Linked DNA regions of Homo sapiens: region 1 is linked to region 2. Evidence: chromatin loops called from intact Hi-C (ENCODE). Cell type or tissue: Calu3. All regions are shown on one strand. Links, peaks and the distances in the headings refer to the core of each region. The heading gives the core; the rest is flanking DNA. Region 1 has its middle 160 kb from the start of LINC01428. Region 2 has its middle 230 kb from the start of BMP2.

What was found. Peaks named below come from ENCODE experiments on the same cell type or tissue, not always from the same donor. Only the 100,000 strongest peaks of a DNase experiment are listed, where the experiment ranks them.
Region 1: it touches region 2 in a loop (13-fold over the local background); 2 of 110 quality-filtered maps call a loop at or near these places.

Annotation. Positions count from the first base shown.
Region 1 is chr20:7,086,019-7,102,271 of GRCh38, reverse strand. No RefSeq gene overlaps it. Among named protein-coding and RNA genes, the nearest start is that of LINC01428, 160 kb to the left of the region's middle. In Calu3, for the core only: CTCF peaks have their summits at 7,482 and 7,681 (motif pointing right); DNase peaks (open chromatin) are centred at 7,661 and 11,321.
Region 2 is chr20:6,985,637-7,001,889 of GRCh38, reverse strand. No RefSeq gene overlaps it. Among named protein-coding and RNA genes, the nearest start is that of BMP2, 230 kb to the right of the region's middle. In Calu3, for the core only: no CTCF peak of the experiment used is centred there; a DNase peak (open chromatin) is centred at 7,139.

The sequences.
Region 1 (16,253 bases), core at 3,714-11,713, 100 kb before region 2:
TTTGAATTGGGGTGAGATGATATCTCATTGTAGTTTTGATTTGCATTTCTCTGATCATATGCCTGTTTACCATTTTTATGTCTTCTTTTGAGAATGTCTATTCAAATCTTTTGCCTATTTTCGATCAGATTACTGAATTTTTTCTATAGAGTTGTTTGAGCTCCTTATATATTCTGGTTATTAATCTCTTCTCAGATGAGTAGTTTACAAATATTTTCTCCCATTGTATGGATTTTATCTTCCCCTTGTTGATTGTATCCTTTGCTGAGAGAAAACTTTTTAACTTTGATAATCCCATTCATCCATTTTTCCTTTACTTGCCTGTGCTTGTAGAGTATTGCTCAAGAAATTTTTGCCCAGACCAATGTCCTGAAGATCTTCCCCAATGTATTATTGTAGTAGTTTCATAGTTCAAGGTCTTAGATTTAAGCCTTTAATGCATTTTGATTTTATTTTTGTATATGGTGAGAAATAGGGGTCTAGTTTCATTCTTATGATGTGGATATCCAGTTTTCCCAGCACCATTTATTGACAAGACTATCTTTCCTCCAGTGTATGTTCTTGGTACCTTTGTCAAAAATGAGTTCATTGTAGGTGTGTGGATTTCTTTCTGGGTTCTCTATTCTGTTCCATTGGTCTATGTTTTTGTTTTTATGCTAGTACCATACTGCTTTGGTTACTATTGCTCGGTAGTAAAATTTGAAGTCAGGAACTGTAATTCCTTCAGTTTTGTTCTTTTTTCTTAGAATAGTTTTGGTTATTCTGGGCCTTTTGTGGTTCCATATGTATTTTAGGATTGTTTTTTCTATTCTGTGAAGAATGTCATTGGTACCTTGACAGGGATTGCATTGAATCTGTAGATTGCTTTGGGTGGTATGGACATTTTAACAAGATTGATTCTTTCAATCCACGAACATGAAATTTTTTTTTCATATTTTTGGCATCCTATTCAATTCTTTCATCAATGCTTTATAGTTTTCATCATAGACATCTTTTACTTCTTTGGTTAATTTCTGGGTATTTAATATTACGTGTTGCTCTTGTAGATGGAATTGCTTTTTCATTCTTTTTTCACATTGTTCACTGTTGGCATATAGAAATGCTACTGATTTTTTGTATGTTGATTTTGTATCCTGCAACTTTATTAAGTTTGTTTATTAGTTCTAATAGTTTTCTTGTCGTGTCTTTAGATTTTTCCAAATTTAAGATTATATCATTTGCAAAAAAAGGATAACTTGACTTCTTCCTGTCCAGTTCACATGCCCTTTATATCTTTTGTCTTGTTGCTGTAGCTAGGACTTACAATACGATGTTGAAAAACAGTGGTGACACTGAGAATTCTTGTCCTGTTCCAGATCTTAGAGGAAAGGCTTTCTGTTTTTCCCCATTCAGTATGATACTAGCTGTGGGTCTGTCATAAACGCCTTTTATTATGTTGAGGTATGTTCCTTCAATCCCTGGTTTTTTTAGGGTTTTTTTTTTTTATCATGAAGGGATGTTGAGTTGTGTCACATGCTTTTTCAGCATCAATTGAAATGATCATATGGTTTTTATCTTTCGTTCTGCTGATATAATGTATCATGTTAATTGATTTGCACATGTTGTACCATCCTTGCATCCCAGGGATAAATTCGACTTGGTCATGATGAATGATTTTTCTAATGTATTGTTGAATTCAGTTTGCTAGTTTTTTGTTGAGGATTTTTGCACCAATATTCGTCAGAGATATTGGACTGTAGTTTTTAATTTAGATGTGTCTTTGTCTGGTTTTGCTATCAGGGTAAACTGGCCTCGTAGAATGAGTTTGGAAGCATTTCCTCCTATTTTTCAGAATAATTTCAGTAGGCTTGTATTAATTCTTCTTTAAGTGTTTGGTAGAATTCAGCAGTGAAGTCCTTGGGTCTTGGGCTTTTCTTTACTGGGGGACTTTTTGTTATGGCTTTGATCTTGTTACTTTTATTGGTCTGTCCAGGTTTTGGATTTCTTCCTGGTTCAATTTTGGTATGTTGCATGTGTCTAGGAATTTGTCCATTTCTTCTAGATTTTCAAATTTATTGGCATATAGTTACTCATAGTAGCCACTAATGATTCTTTGAGTTTCTGCAGTATCAGTTGTAATGCCTCCTTCTTCATTTCTGAATTTATTTATTTGTATCTTCTGTTCATTTACTTCTGATCTGATCTTTATTATTTATTTTCTTCTACTAATTTGGGGTTCAGTTTACTCTTGCTCTTCTAGTTCTTTAAGATGCATCATTAAATTGTTTATTTGAAATTCTTCCTCTTTTTTGGTATAGGCACTTATAGCTTTAAATTTTCCTCTTAGTACTGTTTTTGATGTATCCCACATATTTCGGTATAGTGCTTTTCCATTATCATTTGTTTCAGGAAATTTTTCAATTTTCTTCTTAATTTCTTCATTGACCCACTGGTCATTCAGGAACATATTGTTTAATTCCCATGTATTTGTATAGTTTCTGAAATTCCTCTTATTATTTATTTCTAGTTTTATTCCATTGTGTCAGAGAAGATGCTTGACATCATTTCAGTTTTTCAAATGTTTTAAGACTTGTTTTGTGACCTAACATGTGGTCTATCCTTAAGAATGACCCATGTTCTGAGGAAAAGAATGCGTTTTCTGCAACCATTGTGTGAAATGTTCTGTAAATACCTTTTAGGTCCATTTGGCCTATAGTGCAGATTAAATCCAATGTTTCTGCCTGGAAAATCTGTCCAATGCTGAAAGTTGGGAGTTAGTCTCCAGCTATTATTGTATTGAGGCCTATCCCTCTCTTTAGCTCTAGTAATATGTCCTTTTTATATCTGGGTGTTCCAGGGCCTTGGCTGCATATATATTTTAATTGTTATATCTTCTTGCTAAATTGACCCCTTTATCATTATATAGTAACTTTTGTCTCTTCTTGTAGTTTTTTTCCTTGAAATCTCTTTTGTCTAAGTATAGCGACTCCTGCTCTTTTTTTGTTTCTGTTGGCATGGAATATCCTTCTCCATCCCTTTATTTTCAATCTGTGTGTGTCTTTATGGATGAAGTGTGTTTCTTTCATGCAGCAAATCCATGGCTCTTGCTTTTTCATCCATCAGCCACTCTCTGTCTTTTGATTGGCTAGTTTAGTACATTTCCATTCAATGCTATTATTGACAAATAAGGATTTACTCTTGCCATTTGTTACTTGTTTTCTGCTTGTTCTGTGATCTTCTTCCTTCTTTCTTTTCTTCCTGTCTTCCTTTAATGAAGGTGATTTTCTCGGATAATACAATTTAGTTTCTGGCTTTTTATTTTTTATTTGCCCATTGTATGTTTTTTGGTGTGAGGTTATCAGGAGACTTCCACATATGATCTTATAAACTCATTATTTTAACCTGATAACAAGTTAACACTGATTGCATGAACAAGCAAACAAGCAAGAAGAAAACTAATAAAGGCTCTATGCCTGAACTTCATAGCCCTCCTTTTTAATATCTTGTTGTTTCTATTTATATCTTATTATATTATGCCTTGAAATGTTGTCACAGTTATTCTTGGTTGATAAATTGTTTAGTCTTCCTACTTAGTGTAAGAGTAGTTACAGTGTTATAATATTCTGTGTTTTTCTGTGTACTTACTGTTACCAGTGAGCTTTTGAATCTTCAGTTGATTACTTATTGCTCATAAATGTCCTTTTCTTTCGGATGTGGTACTTCCTTTACCATTTCTTGCAGGACAGGTCTGATATTAATTAAATTCCTCAGCTTTTGTTTGTCTGGGAGAGTCTTTATTTCTTCTTCATGTTTGAATGATATTTTTGCCAGATAAAGTATTCTAGGGTAAAAGGCTTTTTGTTTGTTGTTTGCTTGTTTTCATGCCACTCTTTCCTGGCCTGTAAGGATTCCACTGAAAAGTCTGCTGCCAGATGTATTGGAGTTCCATTGTATGTTATTTGTTTATTCTCTTACTGCTTATAGGATCCTTTCTTTGTCCATGGCCTGTGAGAGTTTGATTATTACATGTCTTGAGGTAGTCTTCTTTGGTTAAATCTGCTTCCTTTTTTATAACCTTCTTGTACTTGGATATTGACATCTTTCTCTTGGTTTGGGAAGTTTTTTGTTATAATCCTTTTGAATAAATTTTCTACCTCTGTCTCTTTTTCTGTCTCCTCTTTAGATTTTGAGGCTATCTTCTGTATCCTGTAGACATGCTTCATTTTTTTAATTCTTTTTTTATTTTGTTGCTTCTGACTATATTTTCCACTGGCCTGTCTTCAAGCTCACTAATTCTTCTGCTTAGCCAATTCTGCTATTAAAGGACTCAGATGCATTCTTCAGTATACCAATTGTATTTTTCAGCTCCAGAATTTCTGCTTGATTCTTTTTAATTATTTCAATCTCTTTGATAAATTTATCTGATAGAATTCTGAATTTCTTCTCTGTGTTATCTTAAATTTTTTTTTAGTTTCATCAACTCAGCTATTTTGAATTCTCAGTCTGAAAGGTCACATATCTCTGTCTCTCAGATATGTGACCTTTCATCTCAGACTGGTCCCTGGTGCCTTATTTAGTTCATTTGGTGAGGTCATGTTTTCCTGGATGATGTTGATGCTAATAGATGTTCTTCAGTGTCTGGGCATTGAAGAATTAGGTACTTATTGTCATATTCACCCTGTGGGCTTATTTGTACCTGTCCTTCTTGGGAAGGTTTTAAAGACATTTTGAAGGACTCAGGTGTTGTGATGTTAGCAGGTACCCTAAGTCCAGAAACACTGTAGTTCTTGAAGACTCATGGAGGAAACACCTTGATGGTCCTCAACAAGCTCTGGGCGAATTCTCTGAATTCCCAGGCAAAGACTCTTGTTCTATTCCCTTATGTTCTCCCAAATAGAGTCTCTCTGTTCTGAGCCACTAAAGCTAGGGGTAAAATGACAGAAGCCCCACTGTGGCCACCAAAACTATGACTGTGTTGGGTCAGGCCTGAAGTCACCACAGCACTGGGTTTCACCCAAGTCCTGTTGTAACAACTCCCTGGCTACTGCCTATGTTTGATCTAGGTCCTGGGGCTCTACAATCATCATTTGGCAAAGCCAGCCAGGCCTGTGTCCTTCCCTTCAAGGTGATGCGGTCCCTCAAGCCCCTGAGGGGTCCTAAGGTGCTATCCAGAGGTTCTGTCTGGGAGTCAGAGACTAGAGTCAAAATCTTTAGAAATCTACCTGGAATTCTCTGGTATCGAGGCTGACTTGGCAGTCAAAGCACAACATGCAGTCCCTCCCACACCCATTTCCAAAGGCAGAGAAGACTTATCCCTTAGCCACCACCACCACCACAGGCCATGGGAGTGCTCCCAGACTACCTCTGATATTCCCTTAAGGCCCAAAAGCTAAGTCAGTTTTGGTGAATGCTGTATAGCCTGGGACTTTCCTTTCAGGGCAGTGAGCTCCCCTCTGGCCCAGGGCAGGTTCAGAAATGTCATCTAAGAGTCAAGTCCTTGAATCAGGGACCCCAAGAGCCCACTTGATGGTCTACTTTCTGTTGCCATCCTGGTACCTAAGGTGCATGACAAAGTCCCCTTTACTTCTTCCTCTGATTTTCTCAAGCAGAAGGAGTTTTGCCCATAGCCACTTCAGCTAGTAATGTGCTTAGTCTCACCTAAATCTGGCAAGCCTCAGAAGCTCACCCAAGGCCCTTGCTGTAGTATCTGGGTATTGCTTCTGGTTATTCTGGACACAAGGGCTCTTCAGTTAGCAGGTGATGTATGCTGCTAAGACTGAGTCCTTTCAAGGCAGCAGGTTTCTTTCTGGCTAAGGGTCTGTCTAGAAGTAATATCTGGGAGCTAGGGCCTGAAATAGGGACCTCACCACTCTGACCGGTGCCCTATCCTGCTGTGGCAAACGTGGTACCTAAGATGCAAGATAAAGTCCTCCCCACGTTTCCTTTTTCTTTCCTCAGGTGTCTCTTTTGGAGCCTCAAGCTGTGCAGCCTGGGGCTAGGGAAGATGTGATGCCAGCACTCCCTTGGCTGCCCTAGCTGGTGTCTGAGTATATTGTGTACCCCTCCTTCCCAGTCCACTGTCTCTGGGCCTGGTTCAGCACTAGGACACATCTAAGAGTTGTAGCCCTGGCCGGGCACAGTGGCTCACGCCTGTAATCCCAGCACTTTGGGAGGCCGAGGCAGGCGGAACATGAGGTCAAGAGATCGAGACCATCCTGGCCAACAAGGTGAAACCCCATCTCTACTAAAAATACAAAAATTAGCTGGGCATGATGGCACACGCCTGTAGTCCCAGCTACTCAGGAGGCTGAGGCAGGAGAATCGCTTGAACATTGGAGGCAGAGGTTGCAGTGAGCCAAGATTGCACCACTGCACTCCAGCCTGGGCGACAGTGAGAATCCATCTCAAAAAAAAAAAAAAAAAAAAAAAAAAGAATTGCAGTCCTTATGGCCTAGACTGCCTTTCAAGTTTACTTTGAGACGGAGAGCACTGTAGCCCTTGGTGGAGAGGTTTGGGGAAATTCAAGTTAGGATAGTTGAGATTTGCAATTCTTTTCTGGGTAGGGCTGGTTTAAATGCTTTTTCTGTGGGCAGGCATCAGCTGAGTTTGGTCCAGTTTTCCTTTCTTCTCTAAAAGGACAACACTGAGTTCAATGAATCACAATTGCTGTGCTCCCCTGCCCCCAGCAACCAGAGATGCTCTCTGTACCACATAGCCACTATGGAGGTTTGGGGAAGCTTGGCATTGGCAATTCAGGACTGGTTTTTTTCTATCTCTTCCGTGCCTTTTTCAGTGATATGAAGTTACAACCAGGTTCTATGAGTGTTCATGTGATTTTTTGGTTCTTATGAAAGCTTTTTTTTTTTTCTGTTTACATAAAAATAGTTTCCAGACATTGTCTTTCTTTTTCTTTTACAGCAGCAACCCAGATTACTCTGGGTAATCAAAATCAATCATTCCAGCCAGTAGATTAGCTCCCTTTTAGCTCCTTTTTTTGTTAGTTTGCTTATTTGTTTAGTGGTGGAGGGAGCCCAAAGTGACCAGATCAAAACTTCATCTTTCAATTTGATGAAGTCATTGCTATGGACCTATCATGTCCCCCAGGGGAAGCATTCCTCTTGTAGGCTAAGATCTCCAATCCAGCAGAGCTCAACATTATCAGAATAAGAGGCAAAATTTTGCAGGGGGTTATTAGATAATAGAGTAGACATTTTCACTTTCACACCTTGATTCCAGGACACACGCACTCTGACTGTAGGAAAAACAATGACATACAGTGACCTCTGATTCAAAGCATAAACTGCACCCTATAAAACAAAATCCTGCGCATTCAAGCTGTAATTTACCAATTGACACCATAACAGAGTCTTTATTAAGCCATGTTACCTTTCAATTAGGCCAACTGCTCTTGGGTAATGAGGTATATGGGAAGGCCATTTGATTCTAAGACATGATCCCATTATTGCATTTCCTTTGCTGTGAAATGCACTTCTGGATCCAACGCAGTACTGTGAGGAATCCCATCACGGTGGGTCAGGCATTATTTGAGTCCATTTATGGTAGTACTAAAAGAAATATTACCAGCAGGGAAGATAAACTCATATCCGGATCATATGTCTATTCCAATGAGGATAAATCTGTCACTTCCGTGATGGAAGAGAGCCAATTCAATCAACCTGCCGCTAGGTGGCAGGGTGGTCCCCAGGGAATGGTGCCACAATGGAAACTGTTGATATCCAAAATTGGCAGATAGACAAATGGGACTTAATTAAACTAAAAAGCTTCTGCATAGAAAAAGGAATACAAACAGGCAACCCTCGGAATGGGAACAAATATTTGAAAACCATTTATCCAACAAGGACTAATATCCATAATTTACAAGGGACTCAACAACTCAACAACAAAAACTAATAATCCATTAAAAATACGCAAAGAATATTAATAGTCATTTTTCAAAAGAAGACATCTGATGGCCAACAGGTGTATAAAAAAATGCTCAATATCACTAATCATCAAAGAAATGCAAATTAAAACCACAATGAGATATGATCTAAGGCCAGTCAGAATGGTTATTATTAAAAAGACAAAAAATAACAAATGTTGGTAGAATGTGGAGGAAAGAGAACTCTTATACACTGTTAGTGGGAACATAAAACAGTATGGAGATTTCTCAGAGAACTAAAAATAGAACTACTATTCAATCCAGCAATTCCACTATCTGGTAACCACTCAAAAGAAAATAAATCATTATATCAAAAAGATAACCGCACCTATATGTTTGTGGAAGAACTATTCACAATAGCAAAGATATGGAATCAACCTAAGTGTCCATCAGTGGATAACTGGATAAAGAAAATGTGGCACATGTCCGTAATGTGACACCATTTAGCAGTAAAAAAACAAAAAAAAATTTTTGTCTTTTGAAGCAACTTTAATGGAACTGGAGGACATTAGCTTTAGTGAAACAAGTGAGACATAGCAAGACAAATACTGTATATTCTCACTTTATAAGTGGGAGCTGAATAATGTGTATGCATGGATGTAGAATGTGGAATAACAGACAAAGGAAACTCGGACAGGTGAAAGAGTGGAAGTGAGGGAAGTGATGATAAATCACTTAATGAGTGTAATGTATATTATTTGAGTGATGTGATGCATGCCATAACTTTATACACATACTAGAAAAGAAATTTTGGAGAATTAAAAGCAAAAAAAATGGTAGATCAGGCTACACATTAGTGGTAGCCAGGTCAACCTTAGTAAGAAGTTCCTGTTGAGCCCAGACATAGCCTACAACCCTGTTATTATGGTCACCATGTTCATCAGTCCATTGGGCAAGCACTGGGGTGGCTGGGGAAAGAGAATTGCTAACATACACAGAGATATTACTTTGTTTACTTATTTTTCCCCAGATTTATTGAGTTATTGACAAAGGTCTATGTACTTAAGGTTTAAAATGTGATGTTTTGACATATATATACATTGTGAAGTGATTATCACAACCAAGCTAATTAACATACTCCTCACCTTCACATAGTAGTTTTTTAAATATTGAGAACATGTAAGATCTACTCAAATTTTAAGTATACAATACATTACTATTAACTACAGTGGATGCCTTTTCCTGAGCATCCACATGGGACAAAAATATCTTCACAGTCTGTGTCCATTCTGAGAGGTCAATCCACATACTTCTTCCCCAAACACATTTGTTACAAGTCTTCTAAGTTTACTTCTTTGAAAGTCCCTAACCCTTCAGCTAAACCATTAATTAGCAAGTGCTCATAAATTAGTATAGATCTACACTCCGGCCAGTTCTCACTCCAGATATAATGGACAACAAATATACTTCATGAAGGTCTGCCACTGGGGAGATTTTCCTTTATCTTTGCCAAGAACCACCCCTGACTGAGGCTGTTCATTAATTTATGTCAATTAATACAGCAAAATCTAGTGTTATATTGCTTCCTTTTTGGTCTAATATCCTTAAACAATATTCTCACACATTCCCATGGTTTCTGCCAATATATATTAGCAAGGTCTTGCTATTTCACCATGGGTTATGTTGTCTGCCACCCCAGAGCCCACTGAGATTTGACACTAGCTATGGGCCTAGTGACAATGGAGGTGGGGGTTTGTGATGGATCCCAAGAAGAATAAGCATTACTTTCCAAGGCATCCAACCCAACTTACTGTATCAAAGGGTTTTCAGGCTGAGGAAGGCAGACTCCTGGAGTACCAGATGGCCAGCCATTTCTGTTGGTAAGAGATGCTCAGAATGAGTTGAGGGTTCAAGATTATCAGTTTTATCTGGGTTCAACCAGATGTCTTCATGACAAATTTTAGAATCTCACTACTTTTCAATCAATAGCCTTTAACATAAGAAACTTGGAGATACTATGAATTGTCATAACACACTTTTAATACAATTGTCATTGTAATTTAACAACTCTCACAATTAAAATTTGTGTCTGATTTTCAGCGATATTGGCCCTGCACCTATTATACTAGAAAAAAAAAACATTGTCATAGGGATGTCATGGAGGGCTATTGTGAAAGCTGTCTGATTTTTCGGACCGTGACGTGAAATGGAAGATAATAGACCTTAGCTTGTCATTTTCTCTTTGTAAGCACTCAAGTGCACTAAACAAAAACAAACAAACAAACAAACAACTATTTCACACTGCAGCCTTTATAGTCATTATTACTGCCATACAGTTAAGGATAGCACCCACTTGAACTCCCAAGGTATGTGTTTCAATTGGCACTTAATTATAATCAGCTGCAGAGGATGGCTTGATTAATTGTAATGTCATTTCATGCCATTGGTTATTAGTGTCCCATATCTCACTGGTAAAGATCATGCTCAGACCCAAGGGCATAACCAAACCAGTCCTCACACCCCATCTGAGGTAGGCTGAAAAAAATTCCCCCTAAAAGACCACACGTCTCACACGTCTCACATGTCTCACATCCTAATCTCTGAAACCTGTGACTTTTACCTCGTGTGGTAAAAAAGAAGCTGAGGAGTGCAAATGAGATTAAATTAAGGATTTTGAGATGGAGAGAATATCCTGAATTATTCGGGTGGGCCTTAAATACAATGACACTTATCCCTAGGGGAGAGGCAGGAGAGATTTGATACATACAGAGGATAAGGTCATATAAAGATACAAGCAGATTTCAAGGTTGGAGTGAAGTAGCCATTAGCCAAGGAATGCCAGAAGCCCTCAGAAGGTGGAATGGACAGGAACAGACTTTCCCCTGGATCCTCCAGATGGAGTGAGGCCCTGCCCACAGCTTAACTATGGCTCAGTGATACTGATTTTTAACTTCTAGCCTCAGAACTGTGAGATCCATGAATTTCTGCTGCTTTAAGCCACCCAGTTTGGGGTAACTGTCACGGAAGCCCAGGAAACTAATATGTCATCTTTAGGGGGTATATTTTCTGGAACTATGCCTGATAGCAATTCTGCAGCAATCTGGATAGTCAGGAGATATATACCAGAAAGTATGTTAAAAAGGGTAAGTTAAACTGTAAAATTATTAACTATAGTAAAGGACTAACTATAAAATACAAGAGAAGTCTACATAGTAACCCAGGACTGAGAGAGAGTGCCAAGAGCAGAACAAACTTGAAAAGGAGTTCAGACCTCATAGCACAGGTGGGTTAGCCACCAGATAGCCAAGAAGTTAAATAGTTTCGCCAGTCTGGAGCTATTCTTGAGATTCTGAGCAAATAGACAACCCTCTGGATTGTAGCTGCAAAAGCTGGCAATGAGTAACCAGTGGCAGCAGGAGTCCAGGTGACAATAGGTAGGGAAGACCTCAGAGTATGCAGATCTCTTCGGAGGGAGTGGCAGCTCTGCCGGAATACCTAGGGCATAGGTAGGCTGTATGCAGACCACATAGAAACTCGTAGAACAAGTAGTGTTCTGCATGTAACCCTTTGTGTTATAGGCAGCTTTATGTAAGCCATGCAGGGATATTGATTTCCATGTTAAGAAGTTTGTAGAAAGGCCATTGCCAGGCAGAGGTTGGTGGCAGAGAGATTATGTTTCGGGTCTTACGCTGGGGTAGGCTCCGTGGCACCAACACTAATCTCTCCCCGCCAGTGGCCACCCTTTGGCATGGAAATTGCAGGAGTCTCTTGCTCCTGCAAAGTCTCTCCAGTACCCTCTACTTAGAAAGCTTAGCATCATGCTCACTTTTTAAAGGGGAAATGTTTAAAGAAATTTCACTGTTTATCACAGAGTGTATATTGAAGGGTTTATTAGAAGCTGAGAGGCAATGAATAAATGACACCATTATATACATACTGTACAGCTCATGATCAAATTTCCCCAATTGTTCCAAATATGATTTTAACAGCTAGGATTGTTTGTTTTCCCCTTGATTCCAGATTTAATCAAGGCTTACACATTACATTTTGTTGTCAAGTTCTCTTTATTCTTATTTAACCTAGAATATTCCTTCATATTATTTCATCTTTCATAATATTGACATTTTGAAGAGTCTAGACTATCATATGATGTGTTCCACATCTGAATCATCTGATTATTTCCATGTGATATGATTCATTGTAAGCATCTGTGGCAACAGTATCACATAGCAGATATTGCCTTCTTTCTTTTGCACCCTACTAGGGGGCCTGTGATGTCAATTTGCTCCATAGTTGGCAATGCTAAGTAAAACTACTGGGTTGAGATGTTGTCTGCCAGATATCTTTACTGTAAAGGTAGATTTCCCCATTTGTATTAAAAAGTAATCTGTGGAGTGACACTTAAAAACCATGAAAATACTCTTCTTCCTCCCTCCCTCCCTCCCTCTTTCCCTTCCTTTCATTCCTTTCCTTCTTTTCTTTCCTTTCCCCCTTCTCCCCTTCTCCCCTTCTCCCCTTCCCTTCCCTTCCTTTCCTTTCCCTTCTTCCTCCCTCCCTCCCTCCCTCCTTCCTTCCTTGCTTGCTTCCTTCCTTCCTTCCATGCTTCCTTCCCTCCCTCCCTCTCTCTACATTTTAATGAATATCACTATGGATTCAGATTTTTTTAATTCAGTGAATTATAATCTTTTTCTATCATTCTTTTACATATCTTTTTTTAATGAGGTGAAATTCACATAACACAATTAGACATTTCAATTTAGCGATACTTAGTACATTCACAATGTTGTTCAACCCACCTATATCAAGTTCCAAATCATTTTCATGACCCAAAAAGAAAAGCCCATATGCACTAAGCAGCCACTTGTATGTTCTTCCCCCATTAATTTCCTGGCAACTACCAATCTTCTTTGTGTCTCTATTACTTTATCTATTGTGGGGATTTCATATGAGTGGAATAATGGAGTAGTGACCATTTGTGTTTGGTTTCTTTAGCTTAACGTTTTTGAGATTCACCCTTGGGTCCACATATCAGTACCTCTTTTCTTTTTATGGCTGAATAATGGCCATTCTATGTATATATATGACTTTTTTATTTATCCATTCATTTATGGATGGATATGTGTGTAATTTCTACCTTTTGGCTATTGTGAATAGTACTGCTATGAACATTCCTGTACAAGTCTTTGTTTGAATACCTATTTTCAATACTTTTGAGTATATACAAAGGAGTGGAATTACTGGGTCAAATGGTAATTTCATATTTATTTTTTTGAGAAACTGCCAAACCTTTATACAGTGGCTAAAGCATTTCACATTTCCACTAGCAATGTATGAGGGCTCTTTTTTCTCTACATCCTTGCCAACACTTGCTATTTTCTGTGTTTTTTTTTTTATTGTGGCTATGTTAGTGGGCATTAGTTGATGTTTCATCGTGGTTTGGATTAGCACTTTCCTGATGACTGATATTAAACTTCATTTTGTGTGCTCATTAGACATACATATATCTACCTTGAAGGAATATCTATTCAAATTATTTTTATATTTTTTAAATTGAGTTATTTTCTCTTTATTATTGAGGGTATAATACTATGTTTTCTTATAAGAATTTTATGCTTTACCTCTTACATTTAGGTCTTTCATCTTTTTTCAGTTAATTTGTGTTTATGTTGTGAAGTAAGTGTCCACCTTAATTCTTTTGCATGTGAAGATCTAGTTGTCCCAGCACCAATTTTTGAAGAGACTATTCTTCCCCGATTCGGTGGTCTTAGAACCCTTGGCAAAAATCAGTTGTTCATAAAGTAAATCCATTAACTCAGAATGATCTTACATTTACTTACGTTTTCCATAACTTGTTCAGAAACATTTTTAATTTTCAGTGTACAGGTCTTTCACTTTCTTGCTTAAATTTATTCCTAGGTATTTTATTATTTTGAATGTTCTCATAAATGGAATTTCTTTCTTAATTTCCTTTTTGAATCGTTCATCGCTAGTCTATAGAGATTTCAGCAAATTTGTGTGTGCTCCTTTTGAGTCTTGCAACTTTGTTGAAATGTTTATTAGCTCTGCTAGAACCTTAATGGATTCTGTAAGCTTTTTCTGCATATAAGAGTATGGCATCTGTGAATTAGGATCGTTTTGATTCTTCCTGTCCAATTTGGATATCTTTTATTTTTTTCTTGTTTCATTGATCAGAACTTCAGGCACAATATTGCACAGAAGTGGTGAAATTGGGCATATTTGTCTTGTTCCTAGTATTAGGGGGAACATTTTCTGTTTTTTACCATTGTGGATGATGTTAGCCTTGAGTTTTTCATAAATGCTCTTTAGCAGATTGAGGAAGTTTCCTGCTATTTCTACTTTGTTAAGTGTTTTTATGGTGAAATGGGCACTCCTGCAATACTTATCTAGGCCACTTATAACTTTAGACCTTACTTCCTGCTTACGCTGAGCCTAAAGATCAGCCAGAGATGAAAGTTTAGGATTTTCTCAGTTCTCTTCTGAGGCATGCAACCTGCCCTGGCATCTATATGTCTTCCTGAATTCTGCAGTGAACATAGTGCTTTTAAATGCCTCATTTTCCCAAAGAAACTCCAAGCTTTCTTCCTAGGATTTCAGTATATCAATTGTTTTCCTTGATTTTATTATTTTGCTCCAAGCAACTACATGTTATTTATCATTGCTTTACTATCTTTTTGAATGATTCCCTCTGTGTAGCTGCTTTTTTGCTCTAAGAGAATTTCAAGTTAGGTGAAACAAAGTCAAGCATCTTGCATGAGTCTTTAGGCAGGCAACAGACAGGTCAAATACAATTCTTTGAGAGTAAGATCTGCTATTCTTCCTCCAGAACCAAGGACCAGGGTCCCAAACTGGCAACATGGGCCACTATTATCAAATTTGCCACCAAATCAAGGAGGGGTGTAGAGCAAGAACAAGTAAAAGCACTGGAAAATGTTCCTACTATTTTTGAATTACCTTTTCCTCTTTTCAGTGTTTGCTTGGTTGTTGCAAACTTTTGACCATTTTCCAGAGATCTATCAAAGTTGGCTGTGACAGTTTTGCTTGACCTTTTGGTGTTTTTCCACCATTTTCAGTGATAATGGTCCACAAATGAACAACTATTACTATTTGTGATGTTCATATTATTCTCAATTTGCCACTTTTAGTCAATGTGTGCTTTTTATCAGTATTGATTTGTCTCCTCAAGCCTCAGTTTTCCCATTTGTATTACAGAACCATTTCTCTTTCAGGGACTTTGAGGATTAGAGGTTATATTTGTAAGACAGCATAATATTAGGAATGGAGAAGTTTGGTAGCTCTCCATTATGATGGTAATCTCAGATCTCCTTCTTGATGCGTACAGTTTCTCTTCTTCCTTAGTTATTAGACACACATTTATTTGCGACCTCTCAGAAGCCAGGCACCCTGCTAGGCATGGGCGATACACCAAGGAACAATACACAACCCCTAACTCAAAGTGGTCTGTAGTCTAACGACAAAAAGTCAAGTAAATATGCAAGTACCATGTTCAGGGAAGGAAGGGCAAGTATGAGGGGAGAAGTCCAACACTAAACTTAGTGGAGTCTTGAGGGAGATTAGGGAATCCTTTCCAGAGAAAATAGCATTTGAATTTGTACAGGCCATGTTTTCTACAATGGCTAGAAAGAGTAGCAGGTATTATCCATGTTAAGGTAAAGAAAGAGAACACTTCAAGAATTAAAAATTTCATGAACAAAAGCTGCTGAAGCTGTCAAAGAGCAAAAAAAATCTCTGGAAGCTTCAAGAGGCAATTTAGTTCCACAGTGAAATAATTGAGAATACAGAAAGTGGAGAATATTGGAGAAAATAATCATATTTTGAATATTTGTAAGATATTTAAAAAGATCAACCATTAATTGATCCAAAGAGAACACTTTTACCTAGTGCAGAATATTAGAAATTATGGAGGCAATATCTTTTGTTTACAATTCTATAAAAGTAGAAATTATCTTTAGAAGAAAGAGTGTGCTCCCATTATACTACAGATTGTGAAAATGATTTGCCTTGAGTTTGCAATATATATATTCATATATTTGAAAAGAAAGAAGAAAAAACAGGAAGGAAAGAGGAAGGGAGGGAAGAAGGAAGAAAAGAAAGGAGAGAGGAAGGAAGAAGGGAAGGAGAAAGGAAGAAGGAAAAAAGAAAGAAAGAAAAGAGGGATGGAAGGAGAAAGGGAGGGAAGATGAAAAGGGATGAAGAGGGGGACCCAGGAAGTGGGAAAGGCAGGGAGAGAAGGAGATAGGGTGGGGAGGAAGAAGAAAGGGAGAAAATAGAAATAGAGAAAACGTAGGTGGGGAAGGGGAAATGGAGGAGGAAAAGAAGGAAGGAGGGAGGAACAGAAAAAAAGAAAGAGAAA
Region 2 (16,253 bases), core at 3,453-11,452:
AATGATCACAATGGTCAGGAGATCGAGACCATCCTGGCTAACACGGTGAAACCCCATCTCTACTAAAAAACACACACACAAAAAAAATTAGCCGGGCGTGGTGGTGGGCGCCTGTAGTCCCAGCTACTCGGGAGGCTGAGGCAGGAGAATGGCGTGAACCCGGGAGGCAGAGCGTGCAGTGAGCCGAGATCGCGCCACTGCCCTCCAGCCTGGGGGACAGAGCGAGACTCAGTCTAAAAAAAAAAGAAAAGCGAAAGAGATTTAATGGGCTGACAGTTCTACTTGGCTGGGGAGGCCTCACAATCATGGTGGAAGGAGAAAAGCACGCTTATAAGGCGGCAGACAAGAGAGAATGAGAGCCAAGTGAAAGGGGTTACCCTTCATAAAATCGTCAGATCTTGTGAGACTTATTCATTACCACGAGAACAGTATGGGGGAAACCGCCCTGATGATTCAATTATCTCCTACCAGGTCCCTCCCACAACACGTGGGAATTATGGGAGCTGCAATTCAAGATGAGATTTGAGTGGAGACACAGCCAAACCATATCAGGTAGCTGCTCTTTCTCCTTTTCCTTTGCAACATCTTCAATATTATAATCATACCATTTTATCCACGCAACACTGCGTATATTTTTCAAGTTTTGGTTGCCTTTTCTTTCACCTGAACCATACTTTATTTCACCTTGAAGATGTCATATTAAGTAAAAGGTATTTCAGGAGATGATTACTTTTCCTCATTATCTTCCAGAGTTGCAATAAAACATTGGAGTTTTTAAGACCATCCATGAATGGGGAAAACAGAATTCTACATTGCTTTCAGAAAGTGCATAATTCCTTTAAAATATTTTCAGTTTATTCTTATTCTCATTAAAGTGAACTGAAAACAAATCTACTCTTTTATTAACTCAGTTATGTATTCAATATTTACTCATTGTTTATCCAATTCAAAAAATATTTGATGAATAAATGAGTGAAGAATTGAATAAAAAGTGTTGTATTTAACCAATTGTCCATTGACTGGAACCTTCAAGATTCAATAATAATCTCAAGAGATGTGAGTGGAATCACACAGTGTAGATGCTGTTAATTTTGTTTTAAAAAAAAGAAGGATATTATTGTCCATAGACAAATAATGTAGGAGCAAACTGACATTGGTTTCAGCAGATTCCTTTGTTACAAAATCAAAATTCTATAAATATGTTCATTTCATTGAAGTGATATACTGTGTTCCAGGCATTAATAAAACATTGCTAAACAAATTTAATTTCCCCATTCCAGTAGAGGAAAGACATAATTTAGCAAGATAATTTTAAAGAGTACAAGTATATCAGTACATTATAATTGAGGCCAGGCTTGGTGGCTCATACCTGTAATCCCAGCACTTTGGGATACCAAGGTGGGAGGATTATTGAAGCCCAGGAGTTTGAGTCTAGCCTGGGCAACATAAAGGGACCCCATCTCCACAATAAATAAATAAATAAATAAGCTGGGCTTGGTGCCACGTGCCTGTGGTTCCAGCTACTCAGGAGGCTAAGGTGGGTGGATCACCTGAGCCCAGGAGGTTGAGGCTGCAGTAAGCTATGAATGTTTCACTGCACTCCAGCCTGAGTGACAGAGTGAGACCCCATCTCAAAAGAAATTATAATTGAGTCGTTGAATAGCCAATGACAAAGGAGCCTAATTACACCACAGAGCGATCAGATAAGTCCTTTCTTTGTAGATGGTACTTGAAACAAAAACTCAATAACAAGAAAGAGTAAGCTTTGTAAATCATATACTTGATAAGGATCCAAAATACACACACACACACACACGCACACACATACACCTCTTAAAACTCAACGAGAAAAAGACAGACAACCCAATTTTAAAATGGGCAAGAACTTAACTATCTCTTGCCAGTTATTCCTTAATGGTTTCTAAGAAACAACAGTTAAGGTTTTGGCAGGAAGGGTAATAGATTAGCTGACTACCACACTAGCATGGCTAAGTTTATCTAAGAAATCTTTGATGAACCCATTGCCAAAAACTTGGAGGAAGGGGCAATGGAGAGAAACTGCTTAATGGATAAGGGTTTTACTTCAGAGTGATGGAATATTTTGGAGCTAGATAGAGGTAGTAATTGTAACAACATCGCAAATGTACTAAATGCCATGGAATTGGTCACTTTAAAATGGAATAAATGATGAGAATTAAGAAGAAAGAAAGAATGTTAGCTTTCCATTTTTCATGAAGATTGTGAAAGCGCCTTGACAGGACGTGCTGGTAAAGCACCTCCTCCCGGGCTACGATTTGCTCACACTGGGGCTCACTCAGGATCACCTGCAGCAGGAGGCACTCCTTTCCACTCTCAGTTCAGAACCAAATAAACAAATAGTGCACCAACTTTGGAGAGACACACGTCAGAGCTAAACATATAATTTGGAAAATTATATGAGGCTAATTGCCCAGAAAAGACCTCTTAGCTTTTCACAAAGATTCACAGGGAAGATGTTGGAAGCCTCATCAGAAAGGCTTAGAACATTAATTTTCCCAGGACAAGAGTGAGAAAAAAAATTCTGGGAAACACAGGAGAGATGAGGCACAGAGGTATTTGTGTTTACCCAAGGGAACACCACCAAAGGATAAACAAAAAATGTTGCCATAAGCCCCTAAGACTCCATGGGCAGCTCAAAAGTCAAGTCTCCCAAGGCAATGTCCTTTTCTTAATCTTAGACTTTGCATATATATATATTCACCCAGTTTTGCTACATAAATCTCTTTGAGGGGCCTTTCAGGCATATATGCGTGTGTACATGTATATACATATATACATATACATGTATACACACATATATATACTTTTGCATATGCATATGTATAGCAAAAGTCACTTGCCGAACTTCAGATTATTCAAGGATTTATACCTGTATATGATGAATGTGGCATTATTCTGGCTCAGGCCTTTTATTTCTATAAATATCTAATGAATTCTTACTATAAAATCAGAATATCAAAGTTATAGATTCAAGCCCTAAGGTTTGTAGTCTGTCTTACCATGAGGCATGAAAGTGTCCCGAGGTCTTCCTATTAATTCAAGGTTTATTGTCTTAGGTCTGACTTCCGCACCTTCAGGTGGTAGCAGTTTCAAGCTTCAAATCAATAATTTTTGTCTTTTTTTTTTCTTTCTTTTTCTGACATGCTTTGTCTAACCAAAGTAAAGGTACCTAACAAGGCCCTCAAAGAGATTTATGTAGCAAAACTGGGTGAATACTGTTCTCTTTCTAGACTGCTTTCATGAAAGTCAGGTTAAAAATAACTGAAAATTTGCAAGGGCCTCAAACCAAGTCTGAAAAGTCAGCCTCCGCCAGGCACCAGAATCTGCTGGCTACTCATCAGTCACGGTTTAAAATTCATTTGTCTTGTTTGGTTTCCAATAAAAAATATAAACAAACAAACAAATAAATAAATATTAAGTACAGCCACCTTTTCTATAACAGGCCTTGGCAAAAACAAAGCAAAACAAAACCACGCAAATAAAATTATGAAGAGAGTCCTGGAATGTCAATCAAAGTCACCTTGTGGGTGATTTCTGTGTCCTTCCTGTGCAATAGCAAAAATGAAGAAGAAAATGAATAAAATACTGTCATCTCCTGACCCCCTTAGAATGTCTCCACATCCTAGTAGTTGAGGGGTTTTCTAGAAAACATTTGTATACTCAGAGCAGGTGGAAATGGCGAGTGTTTAGGACCCCGGACCCAACCCTTTTCACAAATGGGATCTGCTGTTAGCCCTGCTGTAAAGCATCTCCTTGGTAAGCCTGATTCAGACAAAGCTTGCATTGTGAATTTTGAATCACAAGCTCAATCCCTGTGCAACAGAACTTTCTGTGATGGTGGAAATGTTCTGTAAACCTCGTTCCTCGATACGGCGGCCGCTTGGACAAGTGACTATTGACCACATGGAATGTGACAGGTCTAAGGAATTCTTAATGAAATTTAATTTTTATTAATTAAAATTTAAATGGCCACACAGTAGTAACTGGGGCTACTACATGGGACATGGGCACAGAGGACACCGGCTGGCTTTCCTCACTAGTGGCAGCTCCAGAGATACCACTATCCCACAGCCCCATTTTAGCTACCTTTGGATTGGGGTGGAAGTCCTCTCTAGTAGTAGATGATAGAGAACTTAGAATTGCGAACAATTTTCTAAAACAATATAATCACTTTACTTTCAGATATGTGTGATTACTGACAAAAAGGGAACCAGCTTGCTAAAGTTGCAGTCCTGCTTGGCTTACAGAAATATCATTATTTTCAGTTAGCCTGTAAATACCCCAAACTGGACTTGGCTTACTTACTTTGCAATTTTATTGTCTATATGTATGTGAATGGTGTTTTACTGTATGTTTTAATCTTTTCATCACCCAGTTTCTCTTAAACTAATGCACTCCCTCAAGTAAAGGCTTTGCCTACCTACTAATCATGAAAAACTCATCCAGACAGCTGCTTGCTGTGTCGACAATGCCAAACAGCCTCCTCCACCTTGGTTGATTTAGCTAAGCCCTTGGTAGTATAAAGTAATGTTGATGGCTTTTACTTTTTTATTTTTTGCATTTTGAACTTTTAACACCCTTCTGCCTCCAAACTCTTAAGCTAAATTTCTTCACCTTTTACACCTGTTCATGATCTATGTATGCACACTTTACCAGTAGTATCTAGAATGTTATTCTTAAACTTTAGGGAACAAAGGAATCATCTGAAAGGCTTGTTAAACACATATTCCTGTGCCCTACACCCAAAGTTTCTGATTCAGTAGATCTAGAGTGGGGACAGAGAATTTGCATTTTCAGTAAGTTCTGAGGTGTTGAAGATGTAGCTTATCTGGAGACTATGCCTTAAGAAACACTGACATTGCGGCACTATTCACAATAGCAAAGACTTGGAACCAACCCAAATGTCCAACAATGATAGACTGGATTAAGAAAATGTGGCACATACACACCATGGAATACTATGCAGCCATAAAAAATGATGAGTTCATGTCCTTTGTAGGGACATGGATGAAATTGGAAATCATCATTCTCAGCAAACTATCACAAGGACAAAAAAACAAACACCGCATGTTCTCACTCATAGGTGGGAATTGAACAATGAGAACATTTGGACACAGGAAGGGGGACATCACACACCGGGACCTGTTATGGGGTGAGGGGAGCGGGTTGGGATAGCATTAGGAGATATACATAATGTACATGACGAGTTAATGGGTGCAGCACACCAACATGGCACATGTATACATATGTAACAAACCTGCACACTGTGCACACGTACCCTAGAACTTAACGTGTAATAAACATTTATGTATATATATATAAACACACACAGGAAGAGAAAAAATAAAAAGAAAGAAACACTGACATAAGTATTCTTCTTTATTTCTGGGACTCCTCCCCACAGCTACTTAAACCCTGTGGTTGGTCATTGTATTGAAGACCTCAGCAATGCTCTTTACAAAACTGGATGTGCGTGATTCCATTGGGACATTATTCAAATGAAGAGTTGGTGTCAGTGAGTCCAGAGTGGAACCTGAGGATCTGCATTTCTAACAAGCTCCTCAGTGATGCTGAGGCTGCTGGAACACCCTAAACTTCCCACTTCAACTTTTCACCTTGGGTATTTTCACCCCTGTGCCATTCTGAGAAACACAAGTTTCCCGAACCCTGCTAAGGAGCTGGGTTCTTTGACATTCATTGTTGCCTGAGAGTTCCTCCTGCTGGCTAACACTGCAGCTGCCACTCCCCAGTCCCATGCTCAGGGCAACCATCGTTGATTCATCCTGGCAATTGAGTCGGAATGCCCCCAGAAAACCTTTCTCAAAACAGTGTCCTCCAGGCCACCATGAGCAAATCCTGATAGAATAAGAGGAAACTGATTAACTCTCCTGATTCAAAATAAATCTCCTGGCTGGGAGTGCAGTGCCTCACACCTGTAATCTCAGAAATTTGGGAGGCCAAGGTGGGTGGATCACTTGGGGTCAGGAGTTCGAGACCAGCCTGGCTAACATGGTGAAACCCCATCTCTACTAAAAATACAAAAATTAGCCAGGCGTGGTGGTGGGCACCTGTAATTCCAGCCACTCGGGAGGCTGAGACAGGAGAATCGCTTGAGCCTGGGGAGGTTGAGGCTGCAGTGAGCCCAGATTGTGCCACTGCACTCCAGCCTGGGTGATAGTGAGACTCTATCTCAAAAAAACAAAACAAAACAAAATAAATCTCCCAAAATAGTTCTACGAAACTTCACTAGGGGTTAAATTTTTTTCCCACTTTTTAGTGCCAATAGACAATCATACTTTCTATGTAACTGAGAATATTTAGTTCATATGGTTATTCAGTTCCCTCTTTCAAATACTTCTATTAATTTTGATATATGTTTCTCGCTGTTGTTTTCAGCCATCATCTCTAATTACCTTCTGCCTTGGTAGAAGTCATGATCTGCTTTATTAATACTTGATTTTTTACCTTCCAAGATGATACACACTCTACTTAGTGTCTTTGATATGTTCTTCTTTTAAATTTCTCCCTTATCTAAGTTAAACTCTTATTTCTTTTGTCAAAAATGTGTACTCTTGATGCTTCTATTAGACCAAAATGCCTGTCTTGTTTCTCTCTTTGCTTTAACTTTCATTTCTTCAAAAGTGGAGTCTATTCACGGCTTCCATCTTGAAAGCAGCCCCTTATTCCTTAACCTACAGAAATGGATCCCCCCAACACCCCACCTACCTAGCAATAGTGCATAGCTGTTTACTCAGGAAACCCAATGACTTTTTCTCAATCCTCAATGCAGTAATTTTTATTGACTAGGTGCTTTGAAACAAAAGATTTTGTTTTCCACTACATCCTGGCCCATTCTTTAACACCCCTGGCTTCACTTCTGCTTCTATCACTAAATATCTAGAAGCCAAAAAGGGGTTCTGTCTCTGTTCTGCTACAGCTCTCTAGTCTTCCTCAGAAATCTCACTGACTGAGCTCATCTTTTCCTCCCCAAGTCAGTTTACTCTTTGAGTTTTCTTATTTTGTTGTTTAAGTGGCCTGGGCTCAAAGTCCCAGAATCCGCCTGAACCTGCCCACACGTCACTCTCTACACCCAGTGAGTTCTCAGGTCCTATAAATACTTCCTTCAAAATGTTTCTCTCTTTCAAATGATTCTTTAAAACATTCCATTCCTTTTTATCACTGCCAATTCCAACCTCGTGCAGGTCTCTCATTACTCAATCCTCTAAGCATACTGGGCATTTCTCAATTCTCTCCATGTCAATTAATCTAAGAGGCTGTTGTAATGGAATTTCCCCAAACCCTTCCTTCTTATGTCACACTCATGTTCCCAAAGCCCTCATCACCCCACATTTCCTGTAGTTAAATAAAAGATCTATATCCTATCCTGGTGTTCAAGAGCCTCTGTAATGGGACCATTCAATGTATCTACATTTCTCTCCTTCTACTTGCCTCCATGGACTTTTCATGAACTCTCCACTTTAGCCATATTGGTTCACTTTTTCTCAAAATATGTCATGTTGTGTGCACAGAGCCACCCCACCCCATCCTTAGCCCCTGCCAGTTGCCTATGTCCTCCCTTCCTCCATTATTCATCCCAAACTCCAACAGCTGGGTCCACCTCTCCTGACTTTAGTCTCAGTGTGCTTTGCATGTTGCAAGCCTGGTTTGAACAATTCAATTAGCACCTAGTCTTTCTTTTTTTCTATATCTTTTTCCTATAAATCCTAAATTCCTGCACAGATTTGAAGCTCCCTGTACAAGGAGCTCTATCTGACATTTGTGATACGTAGAATGGCAGCATGTGGATCAGCAGTACCACCAGACAGCTGAGTTTGAAAGTAAAGACTTGATTCTAATTTTGTCCACTTATAGATCAACGTTAGAATTTCTATGCAGTTTAAACTTAGCTTTGCCCTCAGGGTGATAATTTTACACAGTGTCCTGCAAAAGATATACACGCCCAAACAGATAGCATTTCTTACAATAACAAGACCTCCACACAGTCAAAAGCTGCAGTTGAACTAAATCTTCTTTCATATTCTAGTTAATAAATGCTCCTAAATATTTTCAAGTTTCTCCACCGTCGCTAAGGCTTAGAGAGGCTATTTGTCATACTTGCGAAGGCTTCAAATGAGGCATGATTTCCAGAAGAAAGCAGCTGTGTAAAATTGGCCTGCAAACAGAAAGACGGCATGGCTGTGGGACACCTAGCCTGCTGTCAACAACCAAAACTCTCACCGGCACTGGTAATGTTTTATTGGTTTAATATTAAATAACTGCCCCTGCATACGGAGTGTATTATATTTAATGGTACTCTAATACTTGGAACTGCAGTTTTCTCTCATGCACCTGTAAAATTAGTATTTCCAAATATTCCACTAAGTTAATAAAGCTTAATTTGTTTTATGTGCGGTGTCCAAAAGCCTGACATAGGCAGTGGAACTCTTGACTTGGAGAAGATCTGATGGGTAAATGGTTATTCACCACCTAAGAGGGACTGTTTTTTTTTTCTCTCTCTCTCTATGTATCTCAATGCACACTATTTGAAACAAAGATTATAAGGTTTTTGTTTATCTTGAGTCATCAGTGAGCGATTAATGCACTTTGGTTACCCTTTGCTTTGTTCAGGGTAAGTCTGGATGGGGAGATGAGTAATTGCAGGTTTGCTAAGACCAAACCTGAAGACGATTCTTCAGCCTGCTCCTGTTTGAATGCCTTAACTATTACTAAACCTTGGGTAGGGAGTCATTTTTAGTTTTGCCCAGACATTTTAAGCCTTCAATTAGAAAGGATTATTTACCAATAGTATTCATTTGAGGGCAAAATTTCCCAATTATAAAACAGTTAAAACAAAAGCTGAAAACAATGAAATTTGGATTCTGTGTTTTTCTTACTGAAAGTTATGACCTGGCTCACTCAGAACTCACCATTCATATTAATTCATCTTGTTTCTAGAAGCCATTGTGATCTTCTGATTCTGCTTTTGGCACTAAGAACAGTCTGAACTAAGGTACAAAATAAAAACAGGTTTTAATAAATTCAATGGGCATTGTGGCCACCCAGCCTGTTCTTTATAGACTCACTTTCTAAGATTAACTGACCTACAGACTGATTTTTTTCAAAGTTGCCCATTTAAAATTGGATCTTCGTTCATATGCAAGTATTTGTTTGAATACCTGTTTTCAATTATTTGGGGGTATATATTCAGATACATCCATGGCAACAGAGAGCAAATTATCTGTTGCCAGGTGCTTGGGGCAGGGGAGAGTGCAAGTGACTGTTTAATAGGTACAGGGTTTCTTTTTGGGGGTGATGAAATGTTTTGAGCCTATAACAGATAGCATTAATAGTTGCATTGCATTATAAATGTACTGAATAAATACAATTGAATTATACATTTTACAATGGTTTATTTTATGTTAGGTGAATTTCACCTCAATTAATAAACAAAAAACTAGAACTTCAGCATGGGCTTGCTGAATGTATCGTTTGCAAGCCAGCCCCTTTCAGCACAAGCTTATAAGTGGTATTGAGCTACCCTTACAAATGAGCCCTAGAGCCTAGCTTCTGAAAGAAACACATGGCTTTCGACTATTTCTTACATATCCTCATGTGATCAAACTTGCCTACTTCTATTTAGATCTACTGCGCCTGTTGCTATTAACAGGACTATGTAGAGAGCCAACGCCCGTCCCTGCACTTTCTCAAAGATCTTTCCTCCAGTCTCTGATTGTCTTTCCACATGATACTGCTTTTCTTCATTTGTTTTTATTTTCTGATTACATCTAAGGAGCCAGCAATTTTTAGGGACTCCGCATTAGCCTTTTCTCTTCTCTGCCCTGTGGGGATATCAGATGATTGATATCACCTGGCTGCTGAGGAGGCCCAAATCTGGACCTGCTGCCCTGCTGCCTCCCCTGGTTCCAGACCTGTGTGGCATTAACCACCTGCATGCCCAAAAGATGATCACTTCCCAGATAGAGGCCATTATAAATTAGCTCACCTTCATATAATTTTTTAAAATGGTTTAGAAAGTACTTTCACAGATGTTATCTCTTTAAATCTTCACATCATCCTTGTGAGACAAATAACATTGCAATGCCTCTACTCTCTGCTTTGCAGATAAGAAGGCTGAAGCAGAGAGAGGTGCAGTGGTCAAGGTCACTGGGCTGATAAAATACCCACTGTATTAGTCCATTTTCATACTGCTATAAAGAACTGCCGGAGACTGAGTAATTTATAAAGGAAAGAGGTTTAATTGACTCACAGCTCAACATAGCTGGGGAGGACTCAGGAAACTTACAATCATGGCAGAAGGTGAAGACGAAGCAAGGCACCTTCTTCACAAGGTGGCAGGAAGGAGAGTTGCTGAGTGAAGAGAGGAAGATCCCTTTATAAAACCATTCGGTCTCGTGAGAACTCACTCACTATCACCAGAACAGCATAGGGGAACCACCCCCCGCCCATGATGTTCATTTACCTGCACCTGGTCTCTCCCTTGACACGTAGGGATTATGGGGATTATGAGGATTAAAATTCAAGAAGAGATTTGGGTGGGGACACAAAGCTGACCACATCACCTATCCTGCCATATAATAGGGTGTCTTTACATTCCTTCAAAAATGTTCCCTCTACCACATTTGCATTCTCTTTTGTCAATGCCACTTTCTTTCCACCCAGATCTGGAAGTAGACTCTTCCAAGTTATTCTCAACTTTCTTCCTCCTCAGTACCCACATATATCCAGGTCTGTCACCTTGAATCTTATTCTACAGCCATGGCCAACTGTGCATTCCCTCTTCTCCCTCTCATCAGACTATTGCAAAATTCTCTTAGCTGATCTCCTAGTTCCCACTTCTATGGAGCTCCAGATGATTATATCTTATCACTACTTTTGTCCCAAGAGCCTTGATTAATCATCATTGTCTATCAGATTACCACCACGTCAAAAGCTTTAGCATGCCATTCAAGGCTTCTTCACATGCTTCCACTTGCCAGGCCCAGCTCTCAAGACTTCTTCCCATGTCTCTAATCCAGAGCCACTGAACCACCTTCTGTCCAGAAGCCATCGCATTTCACTTTCCTATGCCTTCACTTGTGCTATTTCTCCTTCTTGAATGTCCTTTTTATTTATTTTCTAACTAAGGGAACCCTTCAAAACTCAATTTTAAAATCACTCTTCTTGAGAAATATTTCCTGCGTCCTCTATACTTGGCCCATGGAGGAGTAGTCAACCCTTATTTGATGTTCAATGGAAAATATTATACATAACATGTGTGTAAGTTTCCTAGGGTCACTGTAACAAATAACCACAACTTTAGTTTCTTAAAACAATAGACATTGATTTTCTCACAGTTCTAGAGGACGGAAGTACAAAATTAAGGTGTCAGCAGGGCCACCCTCCTTCCGGAGGCTCTGGGGAGAATACTGTCCTTGTTTCTAGCTTTTGGTGGCTGTAGTTATCCCTTGTCTTATGGCTGCATTTCTCTTTGCTCTGGCTTCAGCTTGCCTTCTCCTCCATGTGTCTACCTCAAAACTCCATATGCCTCTCTCTCGTGAGGACATATATGATTACATTGAGGGCCCACCCATAAAATCCAGGATAAATGCCTCTTCTCAAGATCCTTAATCACATCTTTTGCCATCTAAGGTAATATTCACTCTTTGGCATGTAGGGCAAAATTCGCAGGGATTAAGATGTAGACATCTGTTTGGAAGCTACCTTTAAACCCAATACACTGTGACTATAGTTGGTGATACACTGAGTTATAGCTCCTTGGAGTGTATCCCCATTATCAGCTACTGATGCATGAGGACCAGCTCTTCTAGATACCCAAGAGCAACTGTTATTGTATTAACACCACTACTTCCACCCTCTCCTGAGAAAAAATAATGTTCAGAATGAAAATATTTGAAAGCCTGTTGAAAGTCTTTAACCATTATAGCCTCATATATGTGGATTTTAGAGGGAGACCTCAGTATAGTGTTTAAGAGGCAGCTAATGGAATGTTTAAGAACAGACCGGCAAGCAGGTTTCATGGATCCAATCTAGTGTGCAACCTTATGGAAGTCATTTACCCTGTGTGTGCTTCAGTTTTCTTATTCTAGAATGAGGAAAATAATAACAGTATCTGCCTTGTAGGGTAAATATGATGAATTTTATGTGAGTTTTTATGGGAAAAGCACCAGAAAACATGTATTATAATTAAGACAAAATGTGATATCCGAATATTACAGTTCTATCCACTATAATGAATTTACAGCAGATGCTAGGTTTGTCAGCTATGCCCTCTGAAGAAGAGACACTGAGATAGAATCACATGTGGGTAGTATTTTAAGGGAAAGTGCTTGTGTGAAAGAAAATGAAGAGCATCCAGGTGAGGCCGGAGAGCCACTAGACTGTGAAGGAAACCTGACCCTTGACCCCGAATGAAGGAAGAGGGAAGAGATGTCAACTGAAAGCATCCTAGGCCACTGTGCAGACTTAGTATGGCTAAGGCTATTCGAGAAACTGTGAGCTAAAGTCAGTATATATTTTTGCATTCTGGAGAAAATTTTTACACTTGCTTAAGTTTAATGCTTCTCATATTCTCCAGTTGTTCTGATAATGCATCCTGGAAAACAGCCTTTCAACCAGGGCAGTCCTGTCTGATCACTTGCCAGTGTGTCTCTTGTCTTAGAGGCATTTTTCCTGGAGGCCTTCAACATCCTGTTTCATTCTGGACTATTTGCTCTCTAGGCCAAAACACCTGTCATGCAGAAAGTTCCTTTTTCTTCATGTTGTAAATTCTATTTGCTTCTCTTACATATGATTCCTTGGATCCCAATATGCCTCTGTCTTATTTGTTTATTTTGTTGAAATATATTTTCTGGGAGTTTCCTGAGATTGAGTGCTTGGTTGGGTGAGGGAGGATTATTTTGGGACATTGTATGTCTAAAAATGACTTTACTCTGTCCTAACACTGGAACGAAAGTTTTGCTAGGTATACAATTATGGTTTGAGGAATCATTTTCACTAAAAGTTTTGAAGACCTATTCCAGTGCATTCTAGTTGCTCTCTGATACCATTCCTACACTTTATTCTTTGTTATGTTCTCATTTCTTCAGCCCCTGGAGGTTATTACAATTTTCTCTTTATCACTTGTTTCATAAAATTATCATGATAAAGTTGCTTTGGTGGAGTCACTTTTTTATTCACTGTAGTGAATACTTGGTGGAAAAGTTCAATGCCCTTAGCACTGACAAATTTTCTTTTTTTTAATTTAATTTTATATTTTTGAGAGAAAGATTCTTGCTATTGTTGCTAGGCTGGCTTCTTGAACTCCTGGACTCAGGCGATCCTCTCACCTCAGCCTCCTGAGTAGCTGGAATTAGAGGTGTGTGCTACCACTCATGGCTAGTACCTGACAAATTTTCTTACATTATTTTGTTGATAATGTCCTCCTCCCTATTTTTTCTGTTCTCATCTTTTCAAACACTTAGTAACTGCGTATTAGGTCACCTAGAATCATCTGATAGTATTCTTATAACTGCTATAACACATCTCATTTTCTTTTTATTTCTATAATTTGGACATTTCCCTCAAATTTATTTTCCAAAACTTCTTTTTTTAAAATTTTAATCCTATTATTAATTTACAAGATCTCATTCTATTCTTTGTTCCATTTTGACAACATTTTAATATGCAATGGTTATAATATCTTTATATATCTTTTTAACATGATTAATAAGAATTTCTTTAAAGCAGTCTTTTCTTCCCTATATTACGTCTTCTTTTTCAGACTTCTTTGTTCTTGTTTGTTATGTTCCATATCTTCCCTGTAGTAGGATTTCCTCAAATGGCTGATGTTGCTTGTTCATCCATTTACTTAACAGTAAAACAACAAATAGTTGAATGGAAGCTTTATTTATGTTTGTGGGGTTTGTACATAGGGGAGGTTGACTCTCAGGTGATTAGATGAAAAGATGGCTGCATCTTTGCATAGAACCAAGTAGAGATACTAGCATCTTTGCTGCTAGCTCAAAACTATGAATCTCCTGGTATTCTTTCTGTAGATCATTTTGGTGCTCCACAAAATTAACCTCCAATGTTATGTCTGGGAAGGGGTATATCTAAAGGCAGGACTACAGGCAGGAAAGGTAGTTCTCACCTTTTGATTTAAAGACTTCTACTTCATGGTATTATAATCAACACAAAACCTCCAGCTTATCCTCTTCGGGGCTCCTCATTCCTAATCACTGAGATTTTTCTAGTCCAATTTCTCTAGAGAATAAACTTCCAAGGCTCTTGCAGGTATTAGGAGTGGGAAGTGTTTGGATCACAAGGGTGGATCCCTCATGTCTTGGTGCTATCTTTGTGTTAGTGAGTTCTCACGAGATCTAGTGGTTGAAAAGTGTGTGGCACCTACCCGGCCCCCACTGCTGTTCTTGCCATGTGATGTGTTTGCTCCTGCTTTGCCTTTTGCCATGATTGAGATCTCCCTGAGGCTTCACCAGAAGCTGAGCAGATGCCAGCACCATGCTCCCTGTAAAGCCTGCAGAACTGTGAGACAGTTAAATGTCTTTGCTTAATAAGTTACCCAGTCTCAGGTATTTTATTAAAGCAATGCAATAATGAACTAATACACAAAATTTCCCACTATTTTTTTTTTTTTTTTTTTTTTACTTTTTGACAACCTGTGGAGAAGATGTCAAAAAATGCTTTATCTATTCTACCATTTGGAAATAAAAGCATTCATTTTCTGTTAATGCCCATACCCTTTTTGCTCTTATAGTTCAAGCTGTACTTTTTACTTTCCTTCTCCTAGCAAGATAGCCTTGCCCACCACCATCCCTAAATGTTTAAAGGCCCAGTTTTTTTCTCAAAATTTTATCTTTAACCTGAACTTTTTGTTTCTTTAACTTTTGTGACTGGCTTTTTTTGTTTTTAACTTTTATTTTAGGTTCAATGTACATGTGCAGATCTCCTATATAGGTAAACTGCGTGTCACAGGGGTTTGCTGGGCAGATTATTTCATTACCCAGGGAATAAGCATAGTGGTGGCGGTTTTTTGACCCTCACCCTCTTCCCAACCTCCACCCTCAAGTACGCCCCAGTGTCTGTTGTTCCCGTATTTGTGTCCAAGGATACTCAGTGTTTAGCTCCCACTTATAAGTGAGAATATGCAGTATTTGGTTTTCTCTTCCTGTGTTAGGTTGCTTAGGATAATGGCCTCCCACTGCATCGATTTTCCTGAAAAGGTCAAGATCTTGTTGTTTTTTTATGGCTGTGTAGTATTTCATGGTGTGTATGTACACATTTTCTTTACCCAATCCACTGTTAATGGGCACCTTGGTTGATTCCATGTCTTTGCTCTTTGCTCTTCTGAATAGTGCTGCAATGAACACACAAGTGCGTGTGTCTTATCGGTAAAGCAATTTATTTTCTTTTGAATACACACCCAGTAATGAAATTGATGGGTCAAATAGTAATTTTGTTTTTGCTTTTGTTTTTGTTTCTTTATTTTGAGACAGAGTTTCACTGTTGTTGCCCAGGCTGTAGCGCAATGGCGTAATCTCAGCTCACCAAAACCTCCGCCTCCTGGGTTCAAGTGATTCTCCTGCCTCAGCTTCCCTAGTAGCTGGGATTACAGGCATGCACCACAGTGACCAGCTAATTTTGTATTTTTAGTAGAGACGGTGTTTCTCCATATTGGTCAGGCTGGTCTCGAACTCCTGATCTCAGGTGATCTGCCCACCTTGGCCTCCCAAAGTGCTGGAATTACAGGCGTGAGCCACCGCACCCAGCCAATTGTTATAAGTTCTTTTGAGAAAAGCCTCAAAACTGCTTTCCACAAGCTTTGGGGTTGGTTTTCTCTTGTTTCTCCAGTTTCTCTAGATGTGATGTTAGGTTGTTAATTTGAGATCTTTCTAATTTTTTGATGTAAGTGTTTAGCACTATAAACTTCCCTCTTGACACTGCTTTAGCATCCCACAGATTCTGTTATGTTGTATCTTTGTTCTCATTAGTTTCTAAGAATTTTCTCTTCCTGCATTAGTTTGGTTTCTACCTTAATTTTATTGTTTACACACAAGTCATTCAGGAGCTGGTTAATTTCTATGTAATTATATTGTTTTGAGCTATTTGTTAGTATTGATTTCAGTTTTTATTGTGCTGTTGTCTGAGAACATGGTTAATATATTTTCATTTTTTAAAAATTTGCTGAGGATTATTTT